2 separate regions of the Homo sapiens genome follow, and region 2 is linked to region 1. Evidence: chromatin contacts called from ENCODE Hi-C or POLR2A ChIA-PET data. All regions are on one chromosome and are shown on one strand. Each heading gives the region's core, a stretch centred on a gene start or an enhancer-like site at or near the end of the contact. The rest is flanking DNA. Distances are from core to core; before and after follow the strand shown.

Region 1 (5,946 bases), core at 1,591-4,090:
CCAAGAGATGTTAATAGATGTAAGAAAAAAAGTGTGTGTGTGTTGGGGGTGGGGGATTGCATGGTCAATTAAAATGAAGGAATGCTGAGTTTGTTTCCTTACTGTAGGACTTCTAAGAGTTTTGAACATGCTATTACACATTGTGAATTTATAAAAGGGGACAAACACTGTTTGACCTTAGACTGCACTCCCCTTCTTTATTCCTCAGAGCATCTCAAAGGACTACAGGGTCCTTTGAGAAACATGGCCCTTGATCAAGTTTACAACTCTTTGAGAAGACATCCCTAATGGAAATACTGAATGGCAGATCTATTACTGTGGTACCATGTAGTGTGTAATAAATCTTGAAGTCCAGAAAGCAAGTATATTTGCTGTTTAGAGCTATACTTAAGGTATAGAGATTCTTTTCCACCTGTGGTGTGTAAAATCAGTATTGTGTTTAATTTTGCAGGTTTTTCAAGGATCAACTAATGTGCAAATACAGTGGTGATATATTGATATTACATTTTAATAATGCTTTTGTATGGCACTTTATAGTTTTCAGACACCTTTTGTAACAGCCCTGTGAGACAGACAATATTATCCTTATTGTACAGATGGGGGGGCTCTGGAGGCTCTGAAAAGTTTTTGGTGATATTCCCCTAAGTTTATACCACAAAATGATGGAGCCAGAATTTAGTTGCAGAACTTCTGACTCCAAGTCCAGAGTTCTTTACTAGACATCTGGTTTCTTACTAGCTTTTTGCTAGCTTTTTATTTTACAGTGAAAAGTATGGAAGCAAATCCTGATAATTTTGGCTTATTATCAAATATCATTTATTTTTTATTGCAGAGACCCAGCAGATGTAACTCTCATTGTAGCCATCCCAAAGAAAACCCTTCTTTGCCCTTTGCAGTGCCACTTATTTAGGTAACTGAAGTGTATTTCCAGTACAATTTGATTTTGAACTAAGATTTGATATAGAGTTGTAATTGCTTACATAACTCTTTGAAAATGTATCATCCCTGGGTTCTCAGGTGAAGGAGGCAATTCAAAAGTAAAAAAGAATATTCGAATACAATAAATACCCTCTGTTCTCACACAAATGCTGTTTCTTAGCTAACTTGCTTTGACAACCTACTGATGTAACTTCTTTATTAATGTGAAATATTTATATTTTGAAATAAAATTACTAGTGTTGAATGAATCATGTGGTAAACTTAATCTCCTGTGTGTTGAAAAACTTGATCTTTTGTGAAGCCAAAGTTTCATGAATCCATCCGTCTCTTAGGCCTTCTGTTATGCCATTTCCTCCGGCACCATTGTGTACACTGAATTCTTAGGAGATACTGTCAACTTCGTAAGGGAAGGTGTGTCCAGGAAGTGGACACTGGGCGCCTTAAAGAGGTCAAGGGCCCTCAGTGCACAGGGGAAGGTGGCCTTGTGATAGGTAAGGAAGTGGTGAGATGGTTGGCTGAGAAGAATTGGAAGAAAAAGTTGGATTGAGGACCTGTCCTTTTTGAATGAAGAAAAAGAAGCTGAAGCTTGGCTATCTTCAATACCAAAGACAGCTGTGCAGCACTGGTAGATTGATGAAGCTGAAGCTACAGGTTGAAGCACTGTGAAGCGCCTTTCAACGGTGCTTGGGAAAGAGCTTTCTTATGCCTCAGGTTGATGTACCCAGCTCATCAATCTGGTGTTATGGAAGAAGAAATGATCCAGGCCAAGGTGTCCGGGTGGACTGGCCAGCCTCAGATTCTTTTTTACTCTGACAGGTTCTCACTGGCAGATATGGTAGTTGACAAAACATTTTTTCATGCTTCTCAGTCTGTTGCTTAAGTCTGGAATTCCTTCACGGCGTGCATACTGCTGACAACCTCCTTTTGGCCTTGCTCCTGGAGACCTTAGAATAGGAGTCTTCAGCTCCCCGCCCCCATCGTGGGGCTCTGTGCGAGCTCAGAGTTGTGCTTACAGAACTGATTCTTACCCTTCCCCTCAAGTGAGTTGTCAGAAATACACACTTGGTGTTTTCATGCAATGAACAGTTATGAAGAAACTGCTCTGTGCCTGGCACTAGGAAAAAACTTCGAAAAATAGTTTTAAGAAGTAGTGTTGAACAGTAGATGAGGCTTTTTCATGTTTCTTTTAAATTTCTTTTGAATAAGTCTAAACAGTAGTGTGAAAGATATACTGACTTCCTGCCGAATACCCAGATACTCCATTAATGATTGCATTATCAAATGTTTCCCCTTCAATCCAGCTCAAAGTGTTTGTGAGAAATACATGGTGAAAGAATGAGCAGGGTGGAGTGGAAATTGGACCTTCCGGAGAAGCCCCAGGAAGACATTACCACTGGAATTCCCGTCCCAGGGGAAAGGCCCCTCCCAACAGACTTGATTCTGGTTTTGGTCTACCAGTTTCAACCCCAGCACAGCTTCCAGAAGTCTTTGCGGGAATTCAGAGCTGATTTAGGACGAGTCACCTATCGAGAGGACGGGAAGCTTTGCTGGGGACGCTTGTCTGTCCAAGTAAGAGGAGGCCATGTGGCTGTGTGACAGATGTGTTTTGTTTCTCCTCGCCACCCTGGCGAGAAGGTGCCTGGAACCCATGGAAGGGGTCTGAGAAGAGATAAGGGCGGGGCCATGTGGGGGCGGGACCCGGCTTAGGGGGTGGGGTTGCAGGGAGCCCACACCAGGCTGGACTGCGCGGGCGGGGCAGAGGCCGGGGGTGGGCGGGGACATACGGTGACGGGCGTCGGGGACGCAGGGTTGGCGGCGGAGCCCTGGGGGGGCGGGCCCCTGGGGGCGGGGTCTCGGTTGGCGCGAGTGTCCTGTCGCCGCCGCCTCGGGCGGGTGGGCTGACTGGCGGCAGGCTCGCCGCGGCGCGGAGTCCCGGCTGCGGGATAGACCGAGGGCCATGGCCGCCTCTCCCGGACCCGCCGGCGTTGGCGGCGCCGGAGCAGTCTACGGCTCCGGCTCTTCGGGCTTCGCCCTCGACTCGGGACTGGAGATCAAAACTCGCTCGGTGGAGCAGACGCTACTCCCGCTGGTTTCTCAGGTAAAGTGGCGCCTGGCGCGGCCCCTCTTCTCCTTCCCGCCGCGGCCCGCGATGGCGGCCGCCGCTCGCACGACCGGACGGGAGGCAGCCGCTGCCCCACTTTCCGCGCCGGCACTGCGGCGTTCTTGTCGGACCGCCTGTGTGGGGCTCCGGGACGGGCCTCGGCCCGGGCGGCGAGAGACTGGATAATCCAAACTCCGGCGGCAGGGTTGAGTGGACTCGGCAGCAGGGGAGGCTGCGGGGCGGGGGTGCCGGCCTGGGCCTTTGCCCCCAGTACCTGCCTCGGGTCTGCGGCTCCCGGGTGCCCCCGGCCGGGCGATGCCCCCTCCGCGGGGCGAGTGGTTGAGCCCAGCTCCCGAGGCAGAGAGGACCCCCGCGGGGCCCCTCGCTGGTACTTAGGGCCCTCCACGATAACCGACTTTGTCACCAGTTCGCAGCCTGGTCCCGAGCCCGGCTCCTCCGCCTGGGGTATTCCTCCCGGCCTCCCCGCCCAGCGTGCGCTCCCTGATCCTTTGTCCCTCCCCGCCGTAGGTCAGTTCGCTGGCCTCCCATTCATCCCGGCCACCCTACCCCTTCCCCTGAACCTGCTGCTGCTCACTTCTGCCCGCTTCTGTCCGGCCTCGTGGAAGAGTGACGTGGAGACTGTATGACAGTTAATCCAGATGCACACCGTTTTGCCAAGTCCCGTTTGGGATGTGTGCGTTACTGTATTTGCCAATCAGCTAACCGACGCCCTGAGTTTTAGGAAAGTTTTTGTTTCTCTGAGCTGGGTTATATGCAGCTTCAGGGCTAGAATTCCTCACTTAGGTCTGTGGTAAGATGCCAAGCACTGTGGGGAGTGAATTCTGTGCCTTCGGGAGCGCGTTGGCGATGTGTGACTCACATCTAGGTTGTAACCACTTCGTGACTCATACTAGGATTACCAAGATTTTAGAGGTAGAAGAAATCTTAAAGATTATCTGACTAAAAATTCTTTCTTTAGCATCCTTGACACCTGGCCACCAGTACCCTGCTTAAACATGTTCAGTGAAGGGGAGCCTGTAGCTGTTGCATAGAATTCTAAATGCTATTATCTCTTCTCCTGCCCAGCCCTGCGCATATTTGAAAACAGCAGTTACACATGTCCCTGGATTCCTGTTATGCTGGTTAAATAAACATCCCTATTTTCTTCACCTTCGCATGGCTAACGGAGCAGTGATGAATATATCTGACACTCTCCTTCCCTTTTCCTGTGTCTCATTGAGGCTCTGACCAGTGGGAAGGGGCACTGGGATCCCTCAGTAATGTCAGACCCTCCGCTCCTCGCCTATCTCCACTAGCACAACACAACCAAAACGAGAAACACTGGAGCAGTTTTAAGAGGCAGAGAGATAAGAGAGTGATGGAGTTCAAGTTGATAGTATTTTATCCATTTTTTAAATAACACCTATGTAATGCTTACTATGTGGTAGGCCAGGTTCTAAGCACTTTGTAAATATTAACTCATTAATTCTCATAACAATCATGTGAAGTTGGTATATATTCTCGTGGTATGGGAGAGGAAACTGAGGAATACTGAGGTTAAATAATTTGTTGTTAGGGCTTTCAATAAGTGCCAAACTGGGATTTGAATCCAGGTACCCTGGCTCCAGAAGGTTCTCTTTGCTACACTATGCTGTGTCCTCTCTAGAGATTAGAAGCAGTAATGAGATCTAGAGAAAAAGATGGTACATAGTGGAAAAACAAGCTAGAAAGTCATAATCTGGAGAAATGGCAACTTTTCACAGTATCCACTGCTAAAAATGTATCAGTCTTACAGCTCTGCATTGTGTAACTCTGGGGTAAAAGAAGCCAGAGAAGGGTAGGAGAGCAGAGGAAGAAAAGTATAAATCACTGCTGAGAGTTAGAGGTCAATGCCAAAGGGGAAGAATGCCTGCCTTTTTTTTTTTTTCTTTTTCCAGTTAAAGCCTTGTTCAGGGTCACAGCTGAGGTTTTGCATCCCACACATTGTGTATCTACAGCTACATCTCTACCACAACACCATAACTGATATTCCTCATAATTGACTGTCCTTAACAAGAAAAAGTTAAAATCAAGAAGTGTATTAAGCATGGCCAGAATACTCGGTTAACAAAGCAGGGAAGTACAATTTAGAATGATTTTAAAGTTTCAGTGTTAGGAGATTAAAACAGCAGTTCTCCAGAAAACTCATATGTCCACAAGTCTCATTTTCTGAGAATGCTGTATTATTACCCAACTCATGTTTCACCATCTCATCCACAAGGATATTTTAAGCATTTTAAGCAAGGATTTATTGTGTGCTTATTTGTTGCTGTTTTTTGAGGGGCTTATATTCTAGTTGGTAGATAGGTCATGTATAGAACAGCACATGCAAAGTGTCAAATGAACATCATCAATGGTACATACTCTAAAAGCTCAGAGAAGGCATGGATGAGTCAGCAGTGATGTCATGGAGGAGGCAGGGTTTTGAGGTAAACAAGTAGGACTGGCACTATACGGTTTAAAGTAGACAGTTTCTATTCTGGTATCATCTAGCTTCTTCTGACTCTCCAAGTGAAAAGTCCTGGGTTACTGGCCTTATTCTAAGAATGCAAGATTTTATCAATATTAGAAAAATGTGTATAGTTTTTTTTGCATTCACAGATTATAAAAGATGTATTTTCCTAACAATGATGCAGAAAAAGCATTCAACTAAATTCAGCTTCTAATAATGATAAGAAGCACTTAGGGAACTAGTGTTAGGAAAAAGTGTCCTTAACCTGATAGAGTATCTACAGAAAACTTTTACTTAACATCATAGCAACAGTCAAATTTAAAATAAACATTTCCTTTAAAGCCAGAAACCAGAGTGGGGTGCCTGCTATGCTTCTACTCAGCACTGCACTGGAAATTCTAGCCAGTGTAATATG
Region 2 (5,946 bases), core at 1,650-4,149, 7.7 Mb before region 1:
GATTGAGGCTGACAGGACAAGTGCCGTAGCTACTGACAAGGTAACATAGGAAATTAGAGTAAGGAGTTTAGACAGGGCTGATTTAATTCCCATGACATATTTTCTTTTAGGGATGTGCACAGATATTCCAGCTAAGTCTTGCTGTCAGACACAGTCTAGCTTTGTTTCTGAACTGGCTTCAGCAACCCTGTAGCTAGTCCTGGAAATGATAGAGCCAAATTCTGTTCCAGGGAAAAGCAGACCAAAAGAGACCATACAGAACAGTAGTTACTCTCCTTCAGAGTATGACTGCCTTCAGCCTCAGTCCCTGCTATGAGGTGTTTTTTCAAGCCAATGGCCTCCATACCTCACCCTATAGTCCGTTGCACCTCATCCTGCCTGATAACCTCAGGCTCCTCTCCTTATCTAGCCCCAGGTCTTGGTCTAAGGGCAAACCAAGAACAAAGTCCAGGGCTCCTCCCTACCTAATCAGAGAGATTTACCCCCCAACTTTAGAGTTCAATCTGATAGTCAGTGATACTCACTGGCAATCCTCTTTTTCATTAGAGGGGAATGGGCTGAGAAAATAAGACTAAGCAGGCCCTAGCAAGGAAGAAGCAAGGAAAGCGGGAATATACGGAGTTACAGAGATCTGGGTATGAGCTTAACTGTGTCATTCCTAGCTATGGAAACTTAGGCAAGTCACTTCCTAAGCCTTAGTTTCCTCATGTGTAAAACTGAATACAGTAGAGCCTACTTAGAAGGACTGTCATGAAAACTGAGTAAAGAAGTAGATACAAGACTAAAAATTACTAGATTTTGAGAACTTACTATGTGCCAGATCCTAGGCATGCTAGTTTACTTCACTAAATCCTCACAACAATTCTGTGACATTGGTCTTGTTATCATAACCCCATTTTACAGATGAAGAGCCAAGGCACTGGGTGGTTAAGTAACTCATTCAAGGCCACAAAGTCAGGAAGAGATAGAGCTAGGACTTAAAGTCAGGAAGAGATAGAGCTAGGACTTGAACCCAGGGTATCTGACTCTAGGTCAGAGTGCCTCAACTTTGGCATTACTGACATTTTAGGCAGGATAATTCCTTACTGCGGGGGGGAAGGGCGTATCCCACACATTGTCAAATGTTTAACATAAAACATTATGTTTAATGTTTAATCTACCCACTTGAGGCCAGTAGTATCCCCCACCCTGTGACAACCAAAAAACATCTCCAGACATTGCCTAATGTCTCCTAGGAGACAAAGCCAGACTTGGTTAAGAACCACTGCTTTACAGTCTAGCACAGGACTAAATGCTCAATACCTAAGGGTTCCCTTTTTTTTTTCTGGTGGTTGTTGTTGTTGTTTTGTCTGTCTCCGAGCCCAAACACCTCACTCACAGAGCCACTGCCCCTTCAAGCTGTAATGGATCTTATATAGGATAAATTATTCCACTCATTCCCCTGGAGGTCTCACTTTCTATCTGCTATCGTAGCTTGGGGGTACAGGGAAAAAGGGCTTAGGCAGATGACCTTGAATAGTTCCACTTCTTCTTCCCCAAAGCCTACCACTTTCAGTGGGCCGGGGGACCGGTGGTCAGAATGGAGTTAGTGGCAATACCATACCTGCCTCATGATAACGGATCTTTGTTTAATAAATGAAGAAGATTCTGCCCTTCACAGGGATTACCACACTCCTTCAGGATTATCTGAACTGAAGATTTATCACTTTGTTCCTCAGCACCTGAACTCTGCTCATCTTCATATACTCATCCAGTTTCATACATTACTTTTAGGTCCTTGGGTCCCCTGAACTCCCTCTGTCTCCCATGCAGCGATTTAAGGAAAATCTCTTTAGCAGCCCAAGACACCAATCCACAAATCTACTCAGGGTCCTTTGATTTTATAGCCCAGTTAGGACATCTCCACCCCACGATTCAATCCTCTCCAAACCCTGTCCCCAACCCTCTTACAATTCCAAATTCCAATCTTTGGGGCTGTATATTGCAACCCTCGTCAATTCCTCACTCATATGCCCCAAATCCCTCGGACTCAGATCGTTTAATCCCTATTTCCAAATCTCTGCCACACTCAGCCCCGCACCTCAGTTCAACGCCCCAATTCCTCACCCCAGATTTCTGCTCTCCCTCAATCTGAGCCCCCATCTCCTGCATTCCATCGGGCACTGTGCTGCCCTCATACCCTGCTCCTTCCTCTTATGCACTGAATGTCATGTGCTGCCTTCACACCTCAGCCAGCTCCCTTCTTTCTGCTAACAAGATAGAGTCCCTCAAGAACTCACCCCACCCCCTCAATCTCACCCTCAGCCCACTCCGAAAACCCTTTCTCAATAGCACTTAGGATCGCCCTAGACCTTGCTCCTATCATCTCAGACCCTGTCCTTGCCAGATGCCTAGCGCCCCCAGATTTCCTCAAATCTCATCGGGGCCCCCCAGTTCCTTCATATTTCTGAAATTCTGCACCCAGGTCCCTCCAGGGCCCTGATTCCCTCCCATCTCCCACATGCTACACCCCGTTCCTCCTCAGGGCCCCGACATTACCTCATACCTCCCGAGATGCTGCAACCGCAAATCTCTTCAGAGCCCCTCGCTCCCCTCCCCCAGCTGCATCTCCTCGGATCTCCTCAGCCCCACGAATCCCTCCCGAGCCTGCCCCTCGCAGCCCCACCCCCACCCTAGTCCTGCCCCCCCCAGATCCGGTCCCCACACCCTGCCATTCGGGCGCGGCCGCTGCACGCCGGCACGTTCCCCCGCCTGGCCGCTGAGCCACGGCCCACGACTCCGGCCGCGGTCCCCAGTCCCCAACCCTCCTTCCCGCCCCCTACCTGACCGCCCGCGGCTCCGACGAGTCCACCGCCGGCAGCCCACCCGCCTGCCTCCCTCTGCGCACGCGCCGTTGAGCACCCCTTGCCGGGCGCCAATTCGCAGAGCTCCCTGTCCGTCACTGAGCCCCGCCTCCCCAGCATGCTGGGGCTTGTCGTGCAGCTGGCCCCAAGCGCGCGGGGCAAGGCGGCCCTGCAGGGGTGAGCTTTCCTCTGAGAACCCGGGGCCTTAGCGACACGTAATCCAGTTTTCCGTCTCCTTGGTGCAGATGAAGAAACCGACGCCCATGGGCGAAAGGGACCTGCTCAAGTTCACTCAGTAAGTCAGGAGATAAGCCAGAATGCGTATCTGACTCCAGTCTCAATGTCTACCCCTTCACAAAACGGTAGCCTCCAGGGTAGTCCTCAGCAAAGCGTTGGCACCTTACTGAATCTGTTTTTCCATCTGAGAAATGGGCCAACGGAAAAATCAAACTTCCATTCTGGGGAAGTCGAGAACCGGGACTCCCTAGGAAGGGCAGTGCTTTGGCCTCATGTTCTGTGCTCTGACAGAGAGCTGCACTAGAGACAAGTTTATCCATGAACACATTGCTCTGTAAAGGAATGTTTTGCCTACTCAGCTGGGAGGCCGACAGCAGAGGCAGACTTGGGGAGTACACTCTGCAGCCCCTGTCCCTGCAGACTGAAGGTACCCGGGAACCCAAACCAAGTGTAGTTTTGCTCGGGTGAAGGTGGAGGAATCTTACCAGGTGGGAGGTGATCTGGCCTGAGATTTGAGGGAATCTGGGGCACTAGGCATCTGGCAAGGACGAGGTCTGATACAGGACTGGCTGGCCACGACCTGCAGTCCCTGAAGTAGTTTGGGGCCAATCACCTACTCTCCAAGGTGACTATACTGTACAGCTTAGGAGCACAAAGGAGTTTGAAGTAGGATGGACTTGGATTTGAAATTCCCCTTAGCTATGTGACCCTGCACAATGATAAAACAATAAACAAAAACAATGACTAACATCTTTGAACACTTGCTGTCTGGCTACAGCTGAGGACTTCAGGTGCATAGCTCACTAAATCCTCATAAGGACCTAATGAGATAAGGCAGCTGATGGTTAACCTACACCTGTTGTGTAACCTAGGTGGTTACACAAGGCCACATATACCTAAGTGTTGGAGCCCAAATTTGTACCCAATTCTATCTGAGAACCCACTCTCTTAACCTTGTTTACTCTTTCTCCCCATTTTCTAAATTTCTAATTGAAGTTTGCCATGAAGATAAGCCAAGATTATGGTAGTTTGCACTTAATGATAACTATATTTGAAAAATTGTAATTAGCAGGTAGGGGATAAGGGAGAGGTAATGCCAAATGATTTCTCACTTAGACCAGTTGGGGAGACTTTGCACCCGTTTAAAATTTTTTTTTTTCCTGAAAACCACAGTTATCAGCCCAAAGTATAAATTTAGGACTGTTCATAGTCTTACATATATACATATTATATATGTGTGTATATGTATCAATACAGACATACTGATGTTTCCCTAATTACAGAGGAGTGTTAAAAATACTCCTGGGGATCTAGCTCAAGCAAGTGTCTTGAAAAAAAAAAATCTCTCTTCTCCCTTAAAACAAAAATCAGTGTTTGACTCTTCTTTAATGTTTATTACCAGTTAAATGAATTATTATACCTCTCACAAAATCTTAGAGTAGAATAAGCATTCTAGGAAATGCACTCAATTTTTATCTTATAGCTTGACATATCCTGGCACAATATTAGAATTCCTCTTACACAGAGGCATTTAAAAAATAATCTTTGTGGAGTGCTTTAAACACTCTTTATTCAGCATTTTAATGTAACAGATTTTTATTTAACACTTAAATCACCTATATCAGTGGAACCACCTGAGGAGTTTACCTTGCCCACTGCCTAGACAGAGCTGATTCATCAAGACAGGGGAATTGCAATAGTTAAAGAGTAATTCACGCAGAGTCAGCTGTGCGGGAGACTGGAGTTTTATGATTACTCAAGTCATCTCCCTGAGCATTTGGGGAACAGAGATTTTAAGGATAACTTGGTGGGTTGGGGGAAGCCAGTGAGCCAGGAGCGCTGTTGGTCAGGGATGAAATCATAGGGAGTCGAAGCTGTCTCCTTGCAGTGAGTCAGTTCCTGAGTGGGGGGGCCACAAGATCAGATGAGTGAGTTTATTGATCTGGGTGGTGCCAGCTGATCCATCAAGTGCAGGGTCTGCAAAATATCTCAAGCACTGATCTCAGAAGCATTTTAGGGAGGCTCAGCATCTTGTAACCTCCAGCTGCATGACTCCTAAACCGCAATTTCTAATCTTGTGGCTAATGTTAGTCCTACAAAGGCAATCTAGTACCCAGGCAAGGAGGTCTGCTTTGGGATAGGGTTGTTACTGTCTTTGTTTAAACTATGAACTACAGACTAAATTTCTCCCAAAGTTAGTTCAGCCTATGCCCAGGAATGAACAAGGACAGCTTGGAAGTTAGAAGCAAGATGGAGTCAGTTAAGTTAGATCTCTTTTACTGTCTCAATCATAATTTTGCAAAGGCAGTTTCAGTCCATCACTTTGGGTTTTGTAACACCTTAATCTTAAAGTGTAGGGTATGAAGATGGGAAAAGGCTGTCGATTGCTCTGGGTTCTTCTTGCTGACAGGGGACGTAGTGGGAATGGGAGTCAACCCCAAGGTGAGAAGAGTGGGACCACTTTCAAGTGTCTGAGCGACTCATGCAGGTCTGGCTGGGCTTCTAAGGCTTGCATGGCAAAAACATTAGTACTCTCATCTATAGTTTTAGTACAGTATTTAGGTGAACAGCCTACTATAAGGTAAATAATGAGTCCTAGGATGAGGAGTACAATACTCAATTTTAAAAGCAAAGATTTGAAAGCATTAGTCTGGCGACTTCCAACCCACAAATAATTTAGGATTTAGTCAAAATTGTAGAAAAAACTCAAGGACAGCTAACAACAGCTAACAATAGGTTTCCTCTTGAAGCATAATTTCTCTCTCTCCAGACCCCATTTTTATTAAAAACAAATCATGATAGAACTGATTTGTTTACAGAAATGTACTTTAGTCTTACTATACTTGGCCTGATTATTTGCATAAAG

Evidence for each region. Hi-C counts contacts between places; a loop is a spot of excess contacts on that map. ChIA-PET counts read pairs that join two places held with the same protein, here RNA polymerase II (POLR2A). Pooled maps may share reads with other maps.
Region 2: a map with no recorded cell type shows a loop between it and region 1 (11-fold over the local background). The contact joins the promoter of TRIM32 here to the promoter of CTNNAL1 in region 1. A Hi-C loop is called at or near these places in 1 of 37 single-sample maps with no recorded cell type and 1 of 50 pooled maps. POLR2A ChIA-PET finds 5 or more read pairs at or near these places in 1 of 52 experiments (BJ).

What each region holds. Positions count from the first base shown.
Region 1 is chr9:109,010,393-109,016,338 of GRCh38, reverse strand. It overlaps CTNNAL1 (catenin alpha like 1), which reads left to right and starts at 2,840. Exons shown (of 19, transcript NM_003798.4): 1 at 2,840-3,037. The coding sequence starts at 2,897. TMEM245 (transmembrane protein 245) reads left to right here. Exons shown (of 18, transcript NM_032012.4): 18 at 1-1,204. RefSeq lists a silencer at 2,598-3,487 and an enhancer at 3,149-3,652.
Region 2 is chr9:116,684,258-116,690,203 of GRCh38, reverse strand. It overlaps TRIM32 (tripartite motif containing 32), which reads right to left and starts at 2,899. Exons shown (of 2, transcript NM_012210.4): 1 at 2,823-2,899. The region is part of intron 16 of ASTN2 (astrotactin 2); the gene reads left to right. RefSeq lists enhancers at 2,423-2,472, 2,913-3,232 and a silencer at 2,643-2,842.